Linked DNA regions of Mus musculus: all the other regions are linked to region 2. A link is a loop called in an ENCODE intact Hi-C map of the cell type or tissue named here. Cell type or tissue: left cerebral cortex. All regions are shown on one strand.

Region 1 (8,000 bases), 94 kb before region 2:
AACTTCAGCGCTTGTGGTCTAACCACTCAGACTGAGGCTCCCACCCATTGTGCAAGCATTCCGTATGAATGACACATTAGCAAAGCCACCCAGGTATGCCTCAGCAGGCAGTGCAGTGGCCAGGGTAAACTTAGGGACGCATGTCCCACGGCTCATCGTTACCATGGAGACATATACATGGCATTCAGAGAAAGCCAAAATCTGGGTTTTTTATGGAAGGTTCTCCTTACTTTTAATTATAAAAAATGTTTTAAAAACAACTTTATTAAGGTGTAATTTGCATATCATAATCTTTTCCCATGTAAAGTATGGGATTTTTAAGTAATTTTTAGTAGGCATCGTGATAGTCTAATTAAAAGAAAAAAAAAACAACACTTCCATTAACCTTAAATAAATCTCACACCCAATAGCAGCTGTTCTCCATTCTCAACCCTGGGTGACCATTGTTCACTCTTTAGCTCCATAATCTAGCCAAGTCTTGACATCTCGTAGAAACAGGTCATGCAGTGTACTGCCTTTTATGACTGTCTTCTTTCATTTAGTGCCTTCTGTTTGAGATTTATCCATATTATAGCATGGACTAGAATCATATTCCTTTTTATTGCTACAGAAGTGCTCATTGTGCGGACATACCACCCTTCCTTTAGAGACTCCTCAGTTGAAGGGAACTGGGCTGTTTCTACGTTCAGGCTGCTGGAATATTGATGCGTGGACATTACAAACAAATGTTTCTCTGGACTCATATTTTTGTTTCTCTTCAGCATAAACCTAGGAGAGGAACTGCTGGGTCACACAACTCAGCATGCTTTTAACCACTGGGTGGCCAAGGAACCATCACCCAGGCCCTCGGCCCAGTCTCCTGCCTGTCCAAGGGAAAGTCATGAAGGTGACATCTAACTCTTTCCCTGCCTCACCAGGCTAGAACTCACCTAATCCCTCATCTTTCCGCCCTACCCTCAATTCCTACCCACCCCTAACCCCAGCAGAATCTACTCAATAAATTCGGGCTTTGAAGACGGGAAGTAAGGAGGAAGCCTTTTGCCAATAGGTTTTGCTTTCCCCTTTACTTCAGTGAGGGGTTGGGCCTGAGATTCCAGGGAGTGCTCAGCAAAAGCAAAAGAAAAGGGGAAAAATATAGAAAAGTACAACTGTACAATCAGATTTGCGTTTTACTCAAGTTCTATTCCCTTAAGAGATGTCACAGTCTACTGAGTCATGTTTGCCCTTGGCCTCCCTTAACTGGCTTGGATCTATCATTCTCATGGGTGTTTACTCCTTTGCGAGAATGAAACCCAGGCTCCTTGGCATGGACACAGCCTTTGCTGGCCTCTCAGTATCCCTCTCATCTCTTGGTGTTCTCTTTGCTCCATGTTGCCCGACTCTGGGAGCTTGTCCCTCCTTCGGTCTGGCTTGCTTTCTGACCTCTCCCTCAGTTCCTCCTTCACTACTCGGCTGTAGCTCACTTCCACCTTCCCCACTCCCCAGGGAGGTTCTATGGGCTGGGGAAGAGGCATGGGAGCCATGGGGAAGGGGTCTGTGATAGGATTCGGTATATGGTCCACGTATTAGGAACACTGAGGGACATCTGCCCAGCTCCTGGACTGTGAGGCTGGAGGCAGAAATTACAGTGGAAGAACCTACTATTTTTTTAGGGCTCTGTAGCGTGATAGTGGGGGAGCCAGAGAAAGGGAGAGAGAGGGCCTAGGCAGGAAGGAGACAGGAAACAGAGAAACATAGCTGGCGGTCAGGCCCACTGTGACAGAGGGTCACACCTGTATGGAGGGAGACACAAGAACAGAAAGGGAAAGAATGAGCAATGGAAGAAGTGTGAGACAGACAGGCAGGACACAAGGACACAGCCACATGGGCCTATCTCACCTGCTGCCATGGGTATAGCTGACTGGTTATCAAAGTGAGCAGGGGCCTATCATGTCACCTCCTGAGAAGGCAGGATTGGGGTCTGCCAATGGAGGCTAGAGGGTGCAATTCAGTGGTGGAGTGCTTGTCTTATAGGAAAGGCCTTGGCTTCCATCATAGAGGAGCCATAGACCCTTCCCCTTCTATACTAAAACCCTGAGGTGCCTTCTTTGTCCCCCATGGTAATTCCTCACCCAAATACTTGTTCTTAGCTTTCTAGGGTGAGTGCACAGACACAGACGGAAGCCAGGACTCACCTGAGTCAAGAGCTCCTGGAAGTAGGTAGCCCCCCTTACTCCCCACCCCTCAGGAAAGCAGGTTCATCTCCTCACACACCTGCGGTTCCAAGCTCCCTTCCATTTTTGAAGTTGTTGGGAAGGCCAAGCCACACAGGCCTATGCTTATTCCTTCATGTAGGAGCTTAAATGCCATCCGCAGCCTGGAAAGAAACGTGGGTATGTGAATATGCCGGGGTATTGTATGACTGCCAAGGAGAGTGGCCAAAGTGCTGATGGCACCAGTGTGTGCCTTCTATCCAATTCCCTTCCATCAGATCTTCCTTCAGCCTCATCTGAGCTTCAGCTACAGAGCAGTTCACAGAACTCAAGAGGAAAGTGTTGCCCTAGTCAATGGGAGCCAGAATGAGAAGACCAGACACTGGGCCCTAGAGGTTGCAAAAACCCAGGATCCTGACATTGGCAGCTTGGATGCCTGCTGGGATCTTCCTGGTGTATTAACTGCACCTTCTAGCTACATCTCCTTGATTTGGTGGAACCACAAAGATCCACCCCTATGACTTACCTTCCCAAGATCTACCTGCTGAAACCTAACTTCTAGCATTGTGGCCCGTGAACTGGGGTGGGATGTGCAGGCCAAAGCAGCTGCCAGGAGGATGGGAACCTCCTGTGTGGCCACATTTCTGACTTTTATAAGAGAAGCCAAAACTCCCATATTTTAATGGAAATCCTCCAGCTTTTAAATGTTGGCCAAAAGCCTCATCCGTTCTCCTGGCTTTCACCAGCACCTGCAGGTTGGATTCAGCCCTCCGGCTGCCAGCTTCAATTGCGGCTGCACGTGTTTCTATTTCTGTATATGCAATGATTGATTTTACTTCGAGTTATGTCCTTTTCCTCATTAGCCTCAGGGAACAGCCGTGCCAAGGCTCCGGTGACTGTCCCCATGCTTGGCATTTAGATGATGTTGCATGTTAGTGCAGTGACTGAGGTAGAGGGTTCCCAGCATGCAACAGCCCCCATGGGGTCTGAAGGTTCTAGTGGGAAGCCAGGCACTGCTGGCTGGAACAGCCTGGAAGTGGGGAGAATCCTGGCTGCAGGACAGACAGCTCCTGGTCATTTGTGATTCAAATTCCATGACATCCTTTGCACACTCCTGCAAGCCGGGGACTGTTTAGGCCACCAGGCCATTCATACAGATGAGCCTGGCCTCAGGCACAGGGCCAGGTAGAAACTGGCCTTCTGGGGGAATTGGAAAGGGTAAGAATTTTAACAAGTTTAATAAAAATGGGAAGTAAAACCTGAGCTGGTGGAACGGCTGGTTTCTGTCAGTTATAATGGACTTAGAGGACTGTTGGAGCAAAGGATGCTGGGAGCTCAGGAGTCTAGGAGAGGCCTGGGAGGCCCAGGAATAAGTCCTAGGTCTTATCCACCTTCTTCCGAGTGGCCAGGAACATGTCTAGCATCAGCCCTAAGGGAAGGGCTTAAGTAGTCAGCCAGTAGGGAAACTGAGGTCAAAACCTCATGGCAGGGGTGGAAAGTCAAGCTTTTGGAATCTGTTAGATGCAATGTGTAAACCATACTCCAGTATGTCCAGGAAAGTTCACATAGCCAAGAAGGACCCAATTAACTCTAGGCCTCCCATCCCCTATCTCTCTACCAATGTGCTCTGCCTTCTGGGCATGACACCCACTTTTAGAGATGAGGAAAAACAAGTCGGGAAAGATCAGCTAGCATGCCTAAAGTCACACAGCCATGGGTGGGAGAGCCAGACCCAGAGTCCTGCAATGCCCACTCAAGACTGCACATCACCTCATGTGTCTCTTTGCTCCACCTCTTTTCTCCACTGCCTGAGGCCAGGGCTTGGTCTGTCTCCTTTGTTCCCACACCTTTATACTTAGAAGGGGATGGTTTGAACTTTGTCAGGATCCAAGACATTCCTGGGGTGAGCATACACATTTTTTTCCCAAGTGAAAGAAGGCTGACAATTACTCTGTGGTTGGCTCTGAGGATGACGGCTACACAAAGTCCAGGATGTCCTCTACCAGTTTCCAGAGCCTAGTGACATACCCTCTGATTCACATGATGGATAGGGTCAGAGACCAGAAGTTACAGAGATGGATGGAACTGTCTCTGTGTGACAGGACAGAGAGACAGAGAGTCATAGAGAAAACCTAAAGAGAGACAGAGAAGTTCTCACTGAGGCTGAGAGACAGATATGGTTCTAATTTCTGTCACTGACACCATCCCAATGTAGTTGCCTCCACACCCCACCCCACCCACCCCACCCCTCCATCCTCCCTATGCAGCAAGTGCTGCATCCCCAAGGATTGAAAGGGTCCTGGGCTCCTGGTCAAATGGTCAGAGCAGCCAGAGGTTGGTTCCAGCTTGTGCTGATATAAGGACCCCTTAACAAGGTAACCAGGAGGTACAATGTCAAGGTTGATTCCCAGTGCCCAGAAGTCCAGTTTAGAAAGAGACACTCCACAGTCCAGGCCAGAGCTTGATGCCCCACAGCACAAGGGCACTAAATCAAGGTTGGTAGGAAGCAAAGAGGATTCTGGGATTGAAGCTTATGGTGCCTGGGAGCCTTGTATGTGTAGCTGAAATACCATCTCAACCCCGAGCATCAGGCAGCAGAGCTGGACCCAAGTTGAGGAGTCCTGGGAATGCATACAACAGCTGCTGAGCCCAGAGTGGTGACCAAGTTTGGTTATCTTGGTGTCTCTGATACTTCCTGAACCACTGAGAGCCAGCCTTTCTGAGTGTGTCATCTGAGAAAGTTACTGGGTATCTGTGTATGTGGGTGTGTCCTTCCTGTGTCCCGCCACCAGGGAGGGCCTTGCCGAAGCCTCATAGGCCGAGATTGAGAGCTTCCTTGAGAGCCATCCATGCAGCTTGTGGCCTTCATCTTTGCTGCCAAAGCCTTCTGGGGCCTTTTTTTCAGGCTTGAGATCAACTTGACGTCCAGACAGCTGAGACTTGACCGGAGACAGAGTGGTAGTTTTCTGAAGGTCGCCATATAATTTCATCTCATGATACATTGCTTGGTGGTGGCTGCAGGTGGCAGAGGAGAGAGATGACAGCTGCTCCTGAGAAGATTCAGTCCAGCCGATGACCTTGGGTTTTCAAGGCTTGGTTTAGAACTGCAGGGAAAGGCTGTTATGGGGGTTGGAGTGACAATAGGGTCTCAGCCCTAAAGGTCTCTGACTGTGCTAAGGTTGTGATGTTCCTGGTGAGTTTCTGCCTTTCCTTTCTGCTTTCTTTAAAGGCTCAGGCTGTGCCTTGGAAACTTGTTCTCCAGTCTCAGGCCATGTTGATCACATCCTACCCCTACCCCATAGCCTGGCCAATCCAAGCACTCAAGCTCCACCACTGCCATGCTTGATCCTGGGGTAAACATGTAGTTTTCATCTGTGGGATACTCCGTTAGACTAGCAGCCATGAGCTTGGAGCTTGTGGGGTCACTATAAGGAGGAACTATGGCTGAGCACAGGAGATGCAGGCCCCCTTCTTAATCACCCTAACACCCATCTCATGCTGTTCCTGTGTACATGTTCGCATGTCTTCAGTGTCTTGAGTTGTTGTAGCTTCTCTCACTTCAGTTGCAGCCGTGACAACACCACTTGTGACCATGACAGTTCTAACAGTGCTGAGATGGCTATCTTCTGAATACCAAGTCCTTGGTGAGGGGCAGGTAGGGGGGTCTTCATGGAGCTACAGGATCTTTCTGGAATCTTAGTTCTGCTTTACTGCCTCACTATGATGAGTGTGAACTTTCTGACCATCACGTCAGAGCCATGAGATTCCTATGAGCTGCCTAGAGCTAACTTGGCAGCCTGAGCCTCTGGGATATTGGTGGTCCAATCATCAAGTACTGAAGCTGTGCAAAGAAATATGAATTAAACTAAATGTAACCGGGTTAAATTTCAGCAACTAGCAGGAAATAAAAACAAGGCAGACTTAACAAGAAGTGTGCTCTAAGAGAGGTAGATGTTCAGACTAGAGAAGAATGGGTAACAACACACCTGGAAAACAGGAGCCAAAGTGGCCTGGACAAACACTCTCCTTATCTGACTAAACAGAATCCAAAAAGATCATAAGGGTCAAGGAAAGATAGATATAAAAAAGAATAACAAATCAAGAAAGCATTTATTCATCATAGTTATGCAGTTACCTGGCAACACAGAATTTAGAGTGCCAAATAGTTGCTTCTCATGGTGTCCTAGCATGACAAAATGGTGATGACAAGTAAAACACCAAACAATAACCTGTGAAACCTCAGGAAGAAATAGTTAACCGCACCGTGTGATCAGAGATGTTTAACATGCTCAGAAACAAAAGACTTAAGTTAGAATTACTAAGTATATAAAGGGTTATATTATCCCAACCCCAGATAAAGCCCTGGAGAATAATATGTCCGTTTCAGAAACTCAAAAAGTGTGTTAGATCTGAACCCAGCTCACTTGGTTTTCCAAAGCTGTGTATCATTCTTCCTTGTGTGGGTGAGAGCATGGGTGTGTGCATGTGTGTATACATGAGTATGTGTTTTTATGTGTGTTCGTGTGCATGCAGTGAGTATGTGTATGCTTGTGTGTGCATATACATGTAAGTGCATGTATGGGTGTGCACTTATATGTTTGGAAGATAGGATCTGGTAAAGAGGAACTGATGAAAGGCTGGAGCTCAGGCTGTGGGATTGGTCTCAGGAAGGGTGGTCCCAGATGTCTGTGTGGTGTAGATTGAGCTGAGAACTTGGTTCTCCCAGCAGACCTAGTGCAGTGAAGTGTAAAACTAATACTAACACTAATACTAGTGAGATGAGTCACAGCCATTGCCTGCTTTGGCTAGCACACCTACAATATTCACCAAACTTTTGCCCACGTCCTGAGTTACCTATTATTGTGTAATGATACTGCTACAGACTTAGCGACTTAGGGCAGTGCACATTCAGTGGCTCTCAGATTTGTGGGTCAGGATATGGTTTAGCTTAGGAGGGTCAACAGTTAAGGAGCTACCAAACCACAATCTCTCTGATGCATATCTGGTAAAGGGTTTGCTTCAGTCCTGTGTGGTTGTTGGTAGAATCCCATTTACTGTGGTAGATTTCAGGGCTTCAGGTCTCCACTGTCTGTTGGCTGGAGATTTGATGTGGCTACTTACACCTTTGGGCCATCCTGGAACAGATGAACTCCTTAGAGTAGAGGCACCACGACCCTGTGCTTTCTTCCCATCATCTCTATAAGAGCGATTGAGGAGAGAAGGTGCCTCACATGTTGTTCACCCATGCCTCAATAAAAGGCACCCTGGCAAATGTGGCAAAGGATGCTCTGGGGCTAAAGAGTTAAACGGCATTTAAGTCATCTGTCTTAGTCAATGTTGATGTGGCTGTGACCATGACCAAAAGCTGCTTGGGAAAGAAAGGGTTTCTTTGACTTCCATATCCTGAATCCTAAATAGTCCACTGAGGGAAATCAAGGCAGGAGCTGATGAAGGAGTGATGCTTATTGGCTTTCTCAGCCTATATTCCTACAGGACCCAGGACTACCAGTCAGGATCAGCCCCACCCACAATGGGCTGGGCCCTCCCACATCAATCACTAGTTGAGCAAATGTCCTACAGGTTTGCCTACAGTCTGATTTTATGGAGGCATTTTCTCAGTTGGGATTTTCTTCTTTCAGATAACTCTAATTTATGTCAAGTTGACATAAAACTAGTCTGTCCACTATCCCTCTAGTTGAGTCATCTTGGAAGCAGGTGAGAGTTTCCTAGGATGCTGGTTTGCCTGGGCTCAGTGGTTTTGTTAACGTGGCCACGTCTCCAATGGCTTTTTCAAAGCTCATGGAACAT
Region 2 (8,000 bases):
TCTCCAAAGTGCTCAGGGGCTGGGCACATCACCAAGAAGAGAGAAGATTCAGCTGGCCTCAGGCCCCAGTGATCTGCCATCCATAACATGTCATAGTGTCCCATACACTATGTGGTCTCAAGCAACTGATGTGAGTTCTTGATGTGAGTCAAGAGCTCAGCCCCCACATTTCACCAAGCTGAGAGCCACATTGGTGGGACCTCATGGAACAAGAATTCTTGTTACCTCTCACCATACAAGTCCCTGGTGTGCATGACACACTGGGTGTCCAACCCAGATCCCTGAGCCTGTTTCTGCAGTGCTGGGGATACAAGACCTCAGGGCCTTGCGCATGCTACTCAAGAGGTCTATCACTGACCAACAGTCACAGACTTCCCTTGCTTTAAATCTTGAGACAGCCTTGTTAAGACTCAGACTGGCCCTGAACTTAGTCTATGGCTTACATGAGCTAGAGTCTTTGGTTTAGCAGGATTTCAAATAGTGTGTATGGGATAGGGGGTGGTCTCGGGGGGTGACTTTACCATCCATGTACAACCCTAGGGCTGGGATTGCATGTGTATACTGCCTAGCCTGGCTTCCTGTGGGTCCTTTTATAAAGCACCTCCCCCAGAAGGTGTGGGTATTGTCCCAACCTGGGGAGCTGGGCTCTAATGACTGGCTGTCCCACGGGCTCCCTAAATATCCCACCTCTCTGCCTTAAGGCAAGAAAGATGGTACAATTCATGACTTTGAACGTGCATAAAAGTCCCTTCTCAGGTTCAAGATCCTAGTCTCTAGAAAAACACTTAGTGTTAGAGGGCCAACTCTGGCCCACCCATCCTGGGGGAGGTGAGGGGTGCACCTCACATCTAGGAAGACCTTACCTGTCCTGGGCTAGCTCATGGGCTTCCACTCCATGCCTCAGAGAGTAGCAAACAAGGACTTGTAGGAAATCCCCACAGATATACTGTACCTCCCATCAGAGTTCCTGAGGCTTTGGCAATTTCTCCTTCAAAGATGCACTGAGTATCCAACAGCATCGTGATGTCCTTCACACCTCGGAAGGAGTGGATTCGAGACTTATTGTAATTCCAAATCCTAATCAGGGCAACTTGGCAAGGGTGTGTGAACTCAATGGAGATGGTGTGGGTCATGCCTGGTGTGAAGGGGGCCAGCCAGACATGCATGTCATCCTGGGTCCTGTTCACCCCATCAATGAGGTTGGAGACTACACGTGGGTCTTTCCCATAAGCTGGTAAAATATTGATGTCAGGGGGGTCTGCCGTTATGCTGGAAATCTGTACTGGTTCCCCTGAGGAGCTGAATATTTCTATGCCGTTAAGGCCAACATAGTGTCTGTCTCCCCATGTAGACTTGATGTCAATAACCAAGTGCTGTCCATAAGGGAGGACTGGGATTTTAAAGTCGCTGTCACCACCCATCTCTGTGGAGGGCTCTGGCTCCTCCTCTCTGCAAGGGGCTGGGAATTCCTCATGCCGGCTGCTCCTTTGCTGCTTCAGGAACTCATCTAGGATGTCCCCCTGTGGTTCCAGGGCAGAGATTCTGCCCCGGTGGGCACGGTCGAAGGCAGTGAGGGAGTCCCATGATGCATGCAGTGCGTGTTCCTGCTCACCATACCACTGCAACCAAGGCAGTGTCTGGGAGGCCTGGGTGTCTTCTGAAAGAGAACACAGGAGGGGGCACCCTATTAGTGTCACACCTTGGAAACGCATGCATTCCCCAGGAACCAGGGAAGCTCTGTTGCTTCACTAAAGCCACTGTCTTGTTTGTCCCTCACAACTCCAAGAAGGATGTGTCAATCCTGTCTTATAGATGAAGACACTGAGGCTCAGAGAGCAGAGTGCCCGCCAAGCCAGATTCATTCAGATATTAGTTAATTGATAAGGTACTCCACAACACGGAGATGATCCACATGAGTACGCCACAACTTCTGGATGGACTATGTGAACTATGGCTTCCTGTCCCACGTGCTCTTCAGTGTTGGTCTTGACAAAGAACTGTTTATCATAACCTAAGTCTAGACACTCTTTTCAGGAAAAACAAGATGTATTTTTAATAGACTTTGAACTTTCTAGGAGTACAACAGTTATACAAATCAGGAGAAGAGCTACAGTTTGAATCTTGAATGATTCAGGCTTGGCATCCATACTGTGGCACTACTGGGAAGGATGGAGCCTTTACAAGGCGAGTGCACGTCCCTGAAGGGGACTCTGAGATGTTCTCTCTCTCTTCAGTCTCCAACTGCCATCAGGTAAGCAGCCTCCCTCACCACACACTGCCATCGAATCGTGTTTTCTGTAGGCCCAAAGCAACATGGCCAGATAGCTCAGGCCTGAGCCTATGAACCTGTGGGTCACAATGATCTATTCCCTTTGAAATTTGTTCATCTTGAGTACCATGGTGACAGGAAGCTGACCCAGGAAGGCTAGTTTGGCATTAGAAACTTTACCAGAAGTCACCCGACTTTGAAACTCCCATAGCCAGGGACACATCATGGCCCATGAGGTCTGAGTTGGTCACAGTGTAGGTTGCACTGCACTGGAGGCTGGACCAGTCCCATGACTCTGGCAGCACTACAAGGCATTCTTCAACAGTGGGATGAATGCTCAAGAAAGAATGTTAAGTCTGAGTACCAGCACTGGTCTGTGGAGGCAGGAGGACCACAAGTTCAAAGTAGTCAACTTCACTAAGTGTATGAAAGGTAAGGCATCTGTCTGCTCCCACGTATGGACAAAGCCGGAATCTCAGCATAGGGACTCAACCAGTAACTTCAAGGATGGCTCTGAAGCCCCCTCTCAGGGTCTATGAGCTCAGTGTGACCATCAGGCAGTGGCTTTTGCTGGCAGCCAAGCACAGCCAGTCATGGGAAGAGGTCACTGTGAATACACAGCAGCATGCAGCTCTGCCATTCCAGGCTGGTTCCTACTGGGCAGCACCTGCGCTCCACTCCCTGCCTGCAGTCCACTCCCAGCCTGCGCTCCAGGGAGCTTGGCACTATCAATTACTCCTCTCTCTAGGTTCCTCCAACACTGCTTCCTCCAGAGCTTTCCACTGCTCGCTCGGCCTGCAGACATGTATACATCTCTCCTGTCTAGAAAAGGGAGGGTACCAGATCCTGTGGTTCCCTCCTATCATGCCCTGTTCTCCTCCCCTTTTCTATACAGACATCTATTTCCTGTCTTAATAGTGGCCTTTCAACTCCACCCTGAACTCAGCTTCCCTTCTTTGGGGAACAAGCCTCAGCTTTCTGAAGACCATCCCACTGTGAGGCTATCCACACAGAAGCTGGTGTGTGTGTGTGTGTGTGCTGTCATTCTCCTGGCCGAGTCAGACTGATGGGATACAGGGTTGCTATATGTGGAGGCCTAGCTGACTACACTGTGGGGAACCTGCCTAAAAATGATGCCAACTTGGGAACAGGAATCAAAAGGTAAGGAGAAACTTTGATGGCTTTCTATGGGCTCCTGCATCTCCTGTTCCCCACAGCACTGGTGGCTTTTTGCACTTTGAATGCCTAGGATGCCTATGACTCTCAGGACTCCCCATTTACAGCAAGTGACAATGACTTCTAGTCTTTGTCAGTTTTCACTTCATTCCTGACATCCCAGACAAAGGTCTTGCATTTGACAGTCTGTCCTCCCAGTGGTTTAGGAAACATACCACTTCAGCTACCTGACCCATAGGTCTAGCTAGCTAGCTTTTGTTTCTTTTCCTTTCCTCTCTCTTTCTTTTTCCACCCATATATCTCTTTCTTTGCTTCTTTCTCCCCACCCCTTTGAGATGCAGTCTCATTCCATAGCTCAGACTGGCCTCAAACTGTGACCTACCTGCCTCAGCCTCCAGAATCACAAGAGCACAGTGTGCCCACCACACCCAGCCTACTCACAGCGTCCTAGCACAGTGGCACCACCTTGTTGCTGCAAAGTCTAAGAATACCTGAGACTTACTTGGTCCTTGGTTCCATCCTGCCCTGTTCTTACCCAGCTAGCACTCTTTCTCAGCTCCCACACAGGCACTGTCCAACCTCAGAGCAAGTTCTGCCAGGCTTCTTTAATTCCAGTGACAAAACTACTAGGCTCTTTGCTGGTGACAGATAGAAAAGAGGGGACAAAGCAGGCATGGCAGAACCCACAGATGACAGCCTCCACACTGATCTGGAGGACTGAAGGCAAGAAGCCTCTCTATCTTAGAAAACACTTTCTAGATTGCTATCTGTGTGGTCTGGTCACTTTAACACCCTGAGCCATGAGCCTACAGCAGAGTTTGTCACATGCTATTTTCATCACCACGATCATTTCTTATGCCAAGAATAAGAATGCTTTTGCTCACTGTGCCCACAAGCCCTGTTGCGGCTCTTCCTAATTCTGCAACCTCCATCTCCCCAGCCACTGCTATTCTCCTTCACCCCACCAGATGTCTTCTTCAGTGGGGCTTTGTCCTTCTCTGCCTTCTGTGGGGACAGCTCTTCTTCCACATGGTCACTTCCTTTCAGTGCCACCCCTCCACCTCATCCTTGCTCCCTGGCATGACCGGGTGCCATGCACAGAAAGCATGAGGTGCTAGAAATACCTAGACGTGTTTGCTGGGACAGGAAGGCCTGTCAACACTAGCTTCTTGCCCTCAGTCTCTTGGATCAGCCTGGAGGTCGTAACCTGCAGGTTCTCCCATGCCTCTTCTGTTCCCATCTTCCTATCTGCCACCAATAAAGAACCCAGAAGTCCCCATTATTCTCTCCTCCCAGGAACTGGTGTGACACGTGGCAGAAGGGGCTCTAGCACAGGCTGTCATCACTCTGGTCTCTGTGATCTGAATTCCTCTGACTGAAAGTAATGGCGGGATTAGCCTATAAGCGTGCCAGGAAACACTACATACACCATACACCAGGAACTTGGCTGGCATGCCTCTGCCAGGGAGCAGGGACTTGGCATTCCTTCTGAGTCTGCCTTCCAGGCTCCTCCCTGAGTCGCATACTTGTTCTAAAAGGAGAGGCATAGACTTTCTCCTGCCCCTGTTGGCTGTGATGGCAGCTGGCATCCAGGTGTCTCCCTGTGCGCCTCTGCTGGGGACATGCTCTGAGACTACTTGGGACTAAGCTAAGGCTTGGCTTGTCACTGCTGACAAGCTTATCCTAAATCTCTGTTAGACAGGAAGTTTCCTGTTTCTCTTCTGTGGTACTGAGGATGAAATAAATGTTAAACACGCTCTCATTAAACCATGTCCCCAGATCCAGTCCTAAACCCAAATGAGCAGCAGAAAGCAATGGTGTCCATCTGCAGTCTATGAAGTCTAGAAGGATCTCTGATGATGACACAACAGGATTCAAGAAGCCAGAAGACTTGTCCTGTGTGGAGTCAGATACAGACAATTGAAGCTCAGAGTTTATAAAACTGCCCTTGTCACCATCAGCACATCGGCATCAATGGCCATTAACACAGGAAGCAAGAATGGACAAGAATGGACGGGGAAATACAACACAACTACCTACCTTCCTTCCACTGCACCTGCTTCAGCCATTGCTGACTGGGCACAGTCTGGACAACTGACCCAAGTCTACCAATCAACACCCCTTGAGACTCCAGAATTGGCTGCAGGGCCCAGAACCAGCACTCAGACACTTGGGACTGAAAGGCCTTTGGCTACCTGTGAACAAACTAGCAAGGAAAAGGTGGTCTGGTGGACTTGTGCAGAGAACCAAGGGAACAGGGAGAAGATGCTACTAGCCTTTGGTATTTTGGACCCTGAAGTCTCCACCTACTCTTCACTGCTCATGGTAAAGGCTGATGACACCTCATCCACCCATGGCCGATGCACCCCGCTTCCAGAATGGACATGGTATTATAGTAAAACATGATCCCCTGCTAGGCCACGGTAAAGGTCCACTGTGGGGGTCTCACCATGGGGAGCACTATGAAGCTTATCGCTCCACTAGCATTTTGGTAGACTCATCCAGCATGCTTCCTGGAGGCCCAGGCAGTGGGGCTTTGGAATTGGGTGATGGGTAATAACACCATTTCTAAACAACTTTCCTCATTAGCAAAACCAGCTAACAAGCACTAAATCTTAAGGACTTGATTCTTGATGTGTCATTGAACCAAGCAGGGAAATGCCTGGCAAGAAACTCAAGTGAGATTGAGGCCTCTGAACTTGGACAGTTGGACTGTTGCCTGTCACCAAGAACTCCCTGCAGCTCCACGTCTGCTTAAAGCCTGGCTGGCCATCCAGTGAGTGTTGGCAGTTATGCTAATAGGCTCAGGATGGTGGGACTGATCCACTGTGGCTCAAATTCTATACTAGCCCCACTGGGTGTGGGAAAGGAATCTCTAGAAAAGTGGCTTAAACTTCACATTTTTTTTTTATCTATAAGATGGGGCTGTTAAGAGGATTCAGAATCATTAAGGTTGGACCAGACCTTGGCAAAGAATACATGGATCCAGGCCCTGCTTGTCACCACTGTCCTGCCCCACAGCATGTCACCTAAGCCAGGATTTCATACCCAGAAGGCTTCTCTTTCTTTTACTGTCTATGTTGTTTAGTGTGTGTAAATAATTGTGTGTGCACAGATACACATATTTGCATGCCTGTGGAGGCTAGAGGACAAACCTGGTTATCATCTTGAGGGAATGCCCATCTCTGTCGAGACAAGGTCTCTCACTAGCCTGGATATCATTATTTGGCTAGACTGGCTAGCCAAAAAGGGATCCTCCTGCCTCTGCCTCCCCCAGATCTGGAATTGCGTGGGTTTGGGGCATCCAAATCAGGTTCTCAAGGACATTGCCAATCAAGCCCCTCACCCTGGACCATTTTAATGTTTTTCTTGAGACGGGGCCTTTCTATACAGCAGAAGCCTGTCTTGGTGATGCCTCAGCTCCCTGAGAGTAGAGGTTTCAGGCTTAGCCCTACCATGCCCTTCTGGGATTTCCTGATCTTTGCTTTATCCAGTCTCAGAGTCTAGATAAAAGGTGGGCAGCAGCACAGACCCAGAGGACAGCCAGAGGTTGGGGAGAGCCCTCAGATTCTGAGGGTTACAAGAGGAGACAAGCAGACACTCAATGAGGGAGTGACCTGAGATGACTCACTAAGGAGGATGAGCAGGGATTCCTGTGGCCATACAAGAGGCCAACCCAGAGCACAGGTGATGCAGGCTGGGCCTGAGGGAGCAGAAGCATTCAGCATTTGTTGAGGCATGCTTCTGTGCCAGGTTACCTGCCAAGCACAGCCCACAGATCTCAAATGACCGCCTACAATCCTGGAGGAAAGGGGTGCTTTGTGGGAATAGGGGGAACGGAGTTCAAATTGAGGTCAGCAGGTCTGTGGGGTACAAGACACAGGCTGATGTCTCACTCATTACTTGCTGAACATTCCCCAGGAACCAGGGAAGCTGTGTTGCTTCATTAAAGCCACTGTCTTGTTTGTCCTTCACAACTCCAAGAAGGATGTGTCACTCCTGTCGTATAGATGAAGACACTGAGGCTCAGAGAGCAGAGAGCCTGCCAAGCCGGATTCATTCAGATATTAATTAACTGATAAGGTACTCCACAACACAGGGGCAAGTCTGGGTGTCTCTACCAGTGTCCCCACCCTGGTGCCCTCTTATACAGTTGGACACAGCATTCCCTTCATAATACCCACCTTACTCAGGATGGATATGCAGTGCCCCAACCCTGGTGCCCTCTTATTCAGGATGAATATGTGAATACCACACCCTGAACCCCCTTCACATTCAGGATGTGAATAACCCACTGCAAAGATTACAACAGTCTCAGCCTGAACTCTGCCAGCAGATGTGGCTTTGGTTTTATTTTAATACTTGGAAAGGACCTTGCACCACTGAGCTACTGTTCTAGCCCTTCTGCCTCTGTATTTTGAGACAAGGTTTCACTAAGTTGATCAGGCTGGCCTCAAACTCACTCTGAAGCCTAAGTAGGCCCTGGACTTGTAACTCTCCAGCCTCAGCCTCTGGAGTATCTGGGATTACCGGCCTGAGCCATGATGGTTTCTTT
Region 3 (8,000 bases), 81 kb after region 2:
GATCTCTACAGATGCTTCATTCTGACACATACACACTTTTTTTTTTAGGGAGAGAAGAGCACAGGTCAAAGAAAGTAGGTGTTAGAAAGAGCCTGACTGAGGGCCCTACAACAGCAGACCCTGACTTTGTGAGAGCCCCCAATACAAACTGAGGCCAGCCCCTACCTGTGTGTGCTCCCCAGTGGCATCCTCATGCTTGCCAATCACATCTTCTTGTGATTCAAAATCTTCTGAACAGTCCAGAGGAGGTTCAATGTGGAGACGAGAGCCAGCTTCAGTTCTGATCTGCACAGATTTCTGGACATAGAAATTCAGTGTTAAAATAAGAACAGACACCATTCTGCTCAAGGACAGGAAGGAGCCGAGCCTAGCTGGCCACAAAAAGGGGATCAAGGGTGCTGGGCCTGAGCGGGACAGGATTTGGGTGAATTGCTGTTGCTGTTGTTTACAAAGATCAGGTTTCTTTATGCAGTCTAGGCTGTCCTCAAGCTAGTGATCCTCCTGTCTCAGCCTCCTAAGTACCAGGATTACGACTGTGGCCACTGCCCCCATCTCAGCAGTTGTGACTCCACAAGGTCATATTATCTTTGCTTGTTTCTTCCTTATACTTGTAAAGTGTGTAGAAAAAGTCAGACTTTTAATGATTATTTTTCTGCAGAATGTTTGTAAGAGTTAAGCATTTCCCCAAAAGCCATAAGAGCTAACTGACCTCATGTTTGGGAAAGCCTGGCTAACGCACTGTAGATATACTAACACGAAATGGACAGAATCCTTGTAAAGCTTTTTGAACTATACAAGCTGTCCTTGCTGCAGCCTCCCTGCTTTCAAGAATTCTTTGCATCTTTGAGAAAGGAATACCTGTGCTAGGTTTTGGGGGCTAGGGATCACTCCAGAATCTCCCACCTCCACACAGCCCATCACTATGCATCTAGGAAGGACCAAAGGGCCCATATGAACAACAAAAGGAGTGGGTCACATGGAATGATGCCAGTGCCCCAAGCCCAGCTCACCTGGCCTTCTGAGTTAACAAGGAAATGCTCCCCCAATGCCCCCAGATGTTGCAACATCAGATCACATAGAAGGCTTTTAACACTTTTGACTTTTATCCTGAGTACAGAGGTGATGGCAGCTGCAGCCAGTGGAGGGGGGGGGGGGAGGAGAAAAAGCAAGCAGCTAGAGAGTTCCAGAGAGTGGGTGGGGTGGAGATGACTGAGGACAGTGCAGTATGGAAAAGAAACAGCAGACTGTGAGCCAAGGCTGTGGAAGGCACAAAGGCTGGTAGACAAGATGCTACAGGTCTTGGCTTCTAGAAGAAGCTGTCAACCCCAAAGGCTCATGGTCTTGACACAAAGGTTTGAAAGCTACACCACTAGTCATGGTAGCCACTAGAATCCCAGAGCTGGAGCACTTGCTACTGCTTGCTGCCTGCTCCCTGCTACCAGATTGCTTGCAGCTCAGGATCTCACTGGCTGCTGAGTGCTGGACCACTGGCAATTGGTACTCAGAAGAGGGAACCTCTAACCTGTGCACTTAGAGCTGCCTCTGGCTTCTAAGACCTGAAGCTGTTAAGACTCTGTTCTCAGGGCTGAGTCAGTCAGCCCAGCCCCCAAGCCTGCTTGCCTGTCCTGTCCTTTGCCTGCTGGAGAAGCTCCTTAGCTCTCTCTCAGGCCCAAGACTGCCAATACTAGAAACGACTCCCTGCTCACTAGTGATTCCCACCTGAGCAGAACAAAAGGACTCACTCAGCTGGAAGGTGACATGCTGTCACATCGTTCAAGCCACTGTTAGCAAACCAGACCTTACTTGATACATCCAGCACGCAAGGCCTCCATACTAATTCCTACACATTCTAACATGTGTGACTGTTGAACCAATTGGAGCCACTTCCAGGGCCCTATCAGTCCAGCTGAGCCCACAGACACCCTTTCCTCTATCTCTGTGGGCTTGTTTGCCTTCCCACCCTCAATCCCTCTGTGGCTCAAGGATGAGAATGGAACAGGCAGCTGTCTATGAGAGCAAGGAAGGTGTCCTAATAGAGAAACAAGAAGGGCCAGCAGGTCACTGTGTAATGCCTTGGGGCGGTTCTAAAGCCATACACCCTCATTGTCCCACCTTTCCTCTTCACTCCAAAGCCTTGGCTAGCTCCAGCTGTGGTATGGGTTCCCTCTACACATTGCTACTTAGTTCTCCTCTCCAGGCTAAGGAAAGCATGCTATGCTCTTCTCCCTGGGACATTCAACAACATCCTAACACTGAGGCCTGTTGCGCAGAAAGAGAGGATGGGAAAAAAGAATGACCACAGACTTGGGTCAGGCCAAGGAGGAGGTAGCTTGGATCACCAGCCACCCAGCCCCTTTTAGGGCCTTCTGGTCCTTTCTCTAAAGAGAGAAGGGCTTAGACTAGGGCTTTGTATTTCTGAATGCTGCCAGTTGGCCTGTAGTAGTTAGTATTAGCTTTTCCCTCATCTCTTTCTTAAAATCCAGACAAGTCTGGGCAGAGACTGCCAGTCTGTCCTGTTATTAGCCTCCGGAGAAAGCACCTTAGTTCTTGGAATCTCCTGCCTGCCTCTGATCCCAGTGGATCTTTTAGAATTGAGTTCTCCCACCAGAGGAAGATGGAGTATGCTAAGTTAGAGTGGCAGATACCATACCCCCTTTCTTGCCCACCATACTGAGTGATAGTTCTTGGGAGCAGGAGAGATGTGAAATTGGGAAACAGAACAGTGAGGAGTTGGGGTTATCTTGGCATTCTGGGGCACAGGAAAAGACCAGTTGAGAGGCAGGGATTGAGGCCTGTGGTCCCTGGACAATGTGCACTGCTCGAAAGGAAGCTGGCCAGTGACAGTGGGAGGTACACCCTGGCCAGCCTCTGACTTGGCACATCCACAGAAAGAGCTCTACATCCAGCAAGAAGCCAGGATCACAGCCTTCAGCAACTTCCCAGCCTCCTCTTCCTCAGCACAGCTCAGCACAGCAGAGCTTCCCAGTGATGCCCAATATGCAAACACAGCTTTGTTGTCAGCCCTAAGGCCCTTAGTCAGCAGGCCCTCACCAAGCTCTAAGAGCATTGAGTTCCAGATACCAGTGCCCTGCCCCCGAGTCCACTCAGCACCATAGTGAACACTGTAGGTTATGAAGCAACAGTGCTGAAATTAACTCTGTGGTCCAGAAAGCACTCACAACACTGAGTGGGTGCCCAGAGGGTAATAAATAGCTGCCATCTGGCCTGCTCTCCCACCCTAGCCTGGGGAGCCTCCTCTGCCCACAATGTGGGGGCAGCCCCACCCACACCAAGGCTGCCAGATTCTAACCCAGCCCCAGCCACATGCACGCTCCTAGCCTCCCACCTTCCACCTTGCATGGAAGGATGGTGATGATGCTCCGGGCTGGCTCCCCGAATGGCATTCTGCTTCACCAGGAGTGGGTGTTCATGAGCCGCTGCTTTCTACTGCCTACTTGCAAACCCAGACCCTGACAGACCTTTGCAGTACCTACCCTGGAGGAGGATTTAAAAGACTCTCCACACAAACCCCCCAAAGCTGCTCACTTCATGCTCAGCCCACACTCCACCCAGTTCATGCCCGGAGTTATTTGTGTATCTTCGGCACCTCCTCATAGTGTTCTAAGAGGGTGCATTGAAGTGTGCTGTCAAACTCAGAAGAGCAAGTGCAGGGGATGTCCTGTATGCTTGTGCAGGTTGTGTGCTGTATTAATGGCGCCCCCTAGAGGTGGAAGGGCTCTACCAAGCCCCCAAAGACAGGCTGGGTGAGGAGCAGCTCTTCCCAGGTTTGTCAGCTCTTGTCATGATCAGAAGTCAGAAGGTACCAAAAGAAAGGGCCCAGCTTCACAACGTGGAGGTGAGCTGTACTGCAGGTGCTCATATCTGCAGCAACCCAGGATGCAGATGTTGCAGTGAGGGAGAGCCAAGGCCACTTTCATCCCATAGCAAACGTTCTGTGGAGACCTTTCCTGAAAGTCTGGCCCACAGTAAATTGTTGGAAGGCCAATCCCTTCACTGCCGATTTAATGCTGAGAGCCAGTGACGTTCATCAAAGCTGACAGCATTTTGGTAAACGGCGGCTCTGTTGATTAGGCCACTGTCTACCCAAGTATTACAAGGCTGAGGAAGCCATAAATCTTAATCCACTGATGGCGGCAGAGAGATCTAAGGCCCAGAAGCAGCAAGGAAAAGACAAGCAGGGACAGATGCCTAGATATCACCTGCAGGCCACTCCACAGTAAAGGCGGTGGCTTGGGAGCCTGCTGTATTTATCCAGTCAACCTCTAGATCTCCCAACCCCCACTGACTGGGCCATGGCCAGCAAAAGTGATAGTGTAACCTCACTGGCCCTTTATGGTGGGCCCTGCAGTATAAGAGAAACCCTGAAACTAGGGCAGAGCATGTCCCAGTCCTGGTGGGGTGGCTTTTAAGAATTGGCCATTGGCTACTGGGGACATTGCTACTTTAACCTCTGGTTAATCCCTAAGAACAAGGTTATCATGGGTGGTTCTACAGCCTTCTTGCCAAATGAGTTTCAGGCCTGTACTCTTTAGAAAGCCCCTTCTATTGTAGTAGCTAGGCACTAAAGTGTTCCTATTTGCTGGTCTAGACCCAGAAGAAGGAAATTCCATGTACCACTGCCCAGCTGCAGGAAGAGGAGAAACTGTCAGACTGGAACAGTAGACATTAGAAATAAGGAAACCAACCAGGTAGACAAGGCCAGGGCTAAGAATTAAGAGAATTTAAGAATTAGCCACTGGCTTCTGGGGACCCTGCTACCTTAATCACCTGCTTCCTTCTGGCTACCCACAAAGAGGAGCCCAGTCAAAAGGGTGGAAAGAGCTGGGCATGGTGGCTCAAGCCTGTAATTCCAGCATGAGAGAGGTGTATACAGGAGGATCAAGACTTCAAGGTTAGCTGCAACAACATAGGGAGTTCAAGGCCAGCTTGGGCTATATTAGATCCTGTTTCGATTTTCTGTAGAAGGCAAAGGAAGAGCTGAGCAGTGGTGTACTACACCTTTAATCCCAGCCCTCAGGGAGGCAGAGGCAGGTAGATCTCTGAGTCCAAGGCAAGGCCATGCGGTCCAACTCCAGCACCCTAGACAACAGGCTGTAATATCACACACACACACACACACACACACACACACACACACTGTAGTGATTTGAATATGCAGGAGTGGTACTATTAGGAGGTATGACCTTATTGGAGGAAGTGTGCCACTGTGGGGGTGGGCTTTGAGATCCTTCTAGCTGTCTGGAAGCCAGTCTTCTCCTGGGTACCTTCCAATCAAGTTCAATCTAAGAACCTCCAGTGCCATGCCTGCTTGGATGCTGCAATGCTTTACTGCCATGATGATAATGGTCTAAACCTCAGAACCTGTAAGCCTGCCCCAATTAAATCTTGTCCTTTATAAGGGTTGGCCTGGTCATGATGTCTTTTCACAGCAATGGAAACCCTAACTAAGACACACACACACACACACACACACACACACACGCCCTTCCCAGGCTGTTCAAGGTCAGGCAGGATAAGTATCAGGTGACCTCTAGTCACAGCCCACTCAGGTAGCAGACAGCACCACACCAAAGACAACTACTACAGGCCACCTTGAGTAACACAGATGAGCTGGGACACTCAAACAGTTTCTCTTAGAAGTTTCAACCAATTCAGGAGTGCGAAACAGACCTGGAGGGGTGTAGTTGGTTAGTGAAGCCAGCAGAGAGGGCATAGAGTGGGGCTGTGGGAAGCAGCAGAGAAGAGCTATGTGGATTCAGGAACACAGTCTCAGAGCTCCTGCAAGCCCTTGGGTAAAGGAGTTAGTTAGGGTGGTCCTAGCTACACACAGCCACCAAGATCTTTCCAATGGCAGCATCCACATCTTGGTGCTTCTGGGGAGCTCTTTCACTCAGACTACTGTCCAGACCCCTTAGCTGTGAGCCAGGCCCCCAGCGCTTCCTCTCCATCACGTGTGCTGATCATAGGCAATACCTTTCCATCACACTCCACTATACCTTTCCAAGGAGACCACAGATCCCCATTCAGCTCTGCTGCACTACCCCTGGGCACCTCTGCTGCCTGCCACCGTCCCTCTTGCCTGGCCTTCCTTCATAGCAATTGCCATTAACTTGCTGGCTGCTGTTGCCCTGGCTTGGCCTGGCCTGTCTCCCGCTCCCATCCCATAAGTTCCAGGGCAGCAGGGCTGGCCTGCTTCACTTGCAGCTCTCAGACCGCAGTAAGGATCCAAAACTTTGATGTGCTCCATAAATGGCCAGGACTGAACAGAGGGAGTGAGGTCAGACATAAGAATGAAGTGCCAGAAGAGACATCTCAGCAGTCAAGAGAGACTGATATGCAGCCATGAGGACTGAGGTTTGGAATCTAGCACATGGAACAAGAATGGCCTCCAGAGCAAAGGCACAGCAGAGTGTGGTGGGAAGGTGTCAGCACCTTCCAGCTCTGACAGGGCAGAGACAGGAGGATGGCGAGTGCTTGATAGGTTCCAGCCTAGAGAAAATGCAAGCCCGGGTTCATTTAAAGAGAGACTGATTCCATGGAATAGGCAGAGAGTGATAGAGAAGTATGCCTGGTGCCTTCTTCTGGCCTTTGCATACATGCATGTCCCTCACAAATAAAATAAATACATAAGTAGAAAGGAGAGGATGAAGAGCCTGGAAACTCCAGACTGAGAAGCCCTCGACACCTGCCCTCCATTTATTCCAACACTGACCAACACAACCCTTTACCAGCTCTGTGCCAGGCGTGGCAGGAACCTCCACAGACTGAGTGATCCTCAGCAGCTACCTTCTGAGGCAGGTAACCTACTGACCACCTTCTAGATTAGAAAGCAGACAGCGTGAGGGCGTGAGGACGGGTGGTAGAACCAGAGCGCTGCAAGCACTGACCTCATCCTAGCCTCATCATCTGCCATTAGGGCACCTAGCTGAAGAAACACACCACTTAGAGACCACACACCGCACACATGCCTTCCCAACAGCGGCAGGAGGTTGTGATGATTATAAAGGCAAAGCTCAGGGAGGTCCATTACCGGCTCCAAAACACACACCAAAGAAGCAGCCTAAAGCCCATTCTCTTCAATTCCCAGGAGCCTCATTCAAATGCCCTGAAGAGCCAGCTGGGGAGAGAAAGTAAGGTAGGAAAACCAATCCATAAGCCAGATGCCATGTGTCTGCTCTGCCAAGCTGCTGAGACACAGAGGGTGATACGCCATGGACTCCCACTGCAGTTCCTCATGGCTCAGGCTCTGTGTGCACAGGAGGTCCAACATCACATTGTCACCGACAGGGAGAACAGATGTGAGGAGGGGAGGAAAGGGATGGGTCACTGCTATTTCTAAGCACTATCCTCAAGGCCACAGGTTTTTCAACTGCATCCCACACTGGCCCCCAGACAACAGAATAGGATCTGTCTTGGCATCCCTGAGGCTGTGTCCCCACTCTCCCAGCTGTCCTGGGCAGCAGCTCTCCTGGAGGCCGGGGCAGACATGTGGGCAATGTGGGCTGAAGGCCTCCTGCAGCCTGCCCAGCTCACCAGCCCCAGGACCATGCATGCACACTCAGCCTGAGCTTTCTACTCAAACAGCAGTCCCTATTGTTAGGCACTGAGTGACCCCTGACTGCTGCAGTGCAGAAGGGCAATTATAGCAGAGCGGCTTTGGGAGGCAAGGGGAAATTAGCCCTGATTAAGTCTTGTGAAGTGGGGAGCCACAGGAGAAATGGGAGGGATGCTAATTAATCTTAGGCCAAGCCTTTTAAATTGCACAGACTCTGGGGCCAGCCATTAAGTCACAGTCTAAGACACAAATATGGCTCGTGATAATAGGAAGCACTCCAACAAGCAGAAGAGCTGTGTAGAGTGAGGCAGGCAAGAAAGGCCTCATTAACAAGAAATTAACATTCATGGCTGGGGACAGACACAAGCGCCCAGGCTGGTGCCCTGTGGGCCTGCTCTTCAGACCCCAGCTACAGGAGACACAA

Evidence for each region. A loop is a pair of places that touch in the nucleus more often than their neighbours do. Peaks named below come from ENCODE experiments on the same cell type or tissue, not always from the same donor. Only the 100,000 strongest peaks of a DNase experiment are listed, where the experiment ranks them.
Region 1: it touches region 2 in a loop (1.9-fold over the local background); 3 of 42 quality-filtered maps call a loop at or near these places.
Region 3: a loop joins it to region 2, with 4 times the contacts of the local background. A loop is called at or near these places in 2 of 42 quality-filtered maps.

What each region holds. Positions count from the first base shown.
Region 1 is chr7:125,938,099-125,946,098 of GRCm38, reverse strand. The region is part of intron 3 of Gsg1l (GSG1-like); the gene reads left to right. Among named protein-coding and RNA genes, the nearest start is that of Gm51456, 11 kb to the left of the region's middle. In left cerebral cortex, a CTCF peak has its summit at 4,949; DNase peaks (open chromatin) are centred at 1, 2,413, 2,999 and 3,286.
Region 2 is chr7:125,843,956-125,851,955 of GRCm38, reverse strand. It overlaps D430042O09Rik (RIKEN cDNA D430042O09 gene), which reads right to left. Exons shown (of 28, transcript NM_001081022.2): 16 at 953-1,657; 17 at 1-19. Among named protein-coding and RNA genes, the nearest start is that of Gm51456, 100 kb to the left of the region's middle. In left cerebral cortex, CTCF peaks have their summits at 4,414 and 5,072; DNase peaks (open chromatin) are centred at 4,247 and 4,956; H3K27ac peaks cover 1,719 bases.
Region 3 is chr7:125,762,869-125,770,868 of GRCm38, reverse strand. D430042O09Rik (RIKEN cDNA D430042O09 gene) reads right to left here. Exons shown (of 28, transcript NM_001081022.2): 6 at 166-297. Among named protein-coding and RNA genes, the nearest start is that of D430042O09Rik, 59 kb to the right of the region's middle. RefSeq lists an enhancer at 5,516-6,822. In left cerebral cortex, a CTCF peak has its summit at 3,728 (motif pointing left); DNase peaks (open chromatin) are centred at 1,556, 3,423, 3,609, 7,216 and 1 more place; H3K27ac peaks cover 2,474 bases.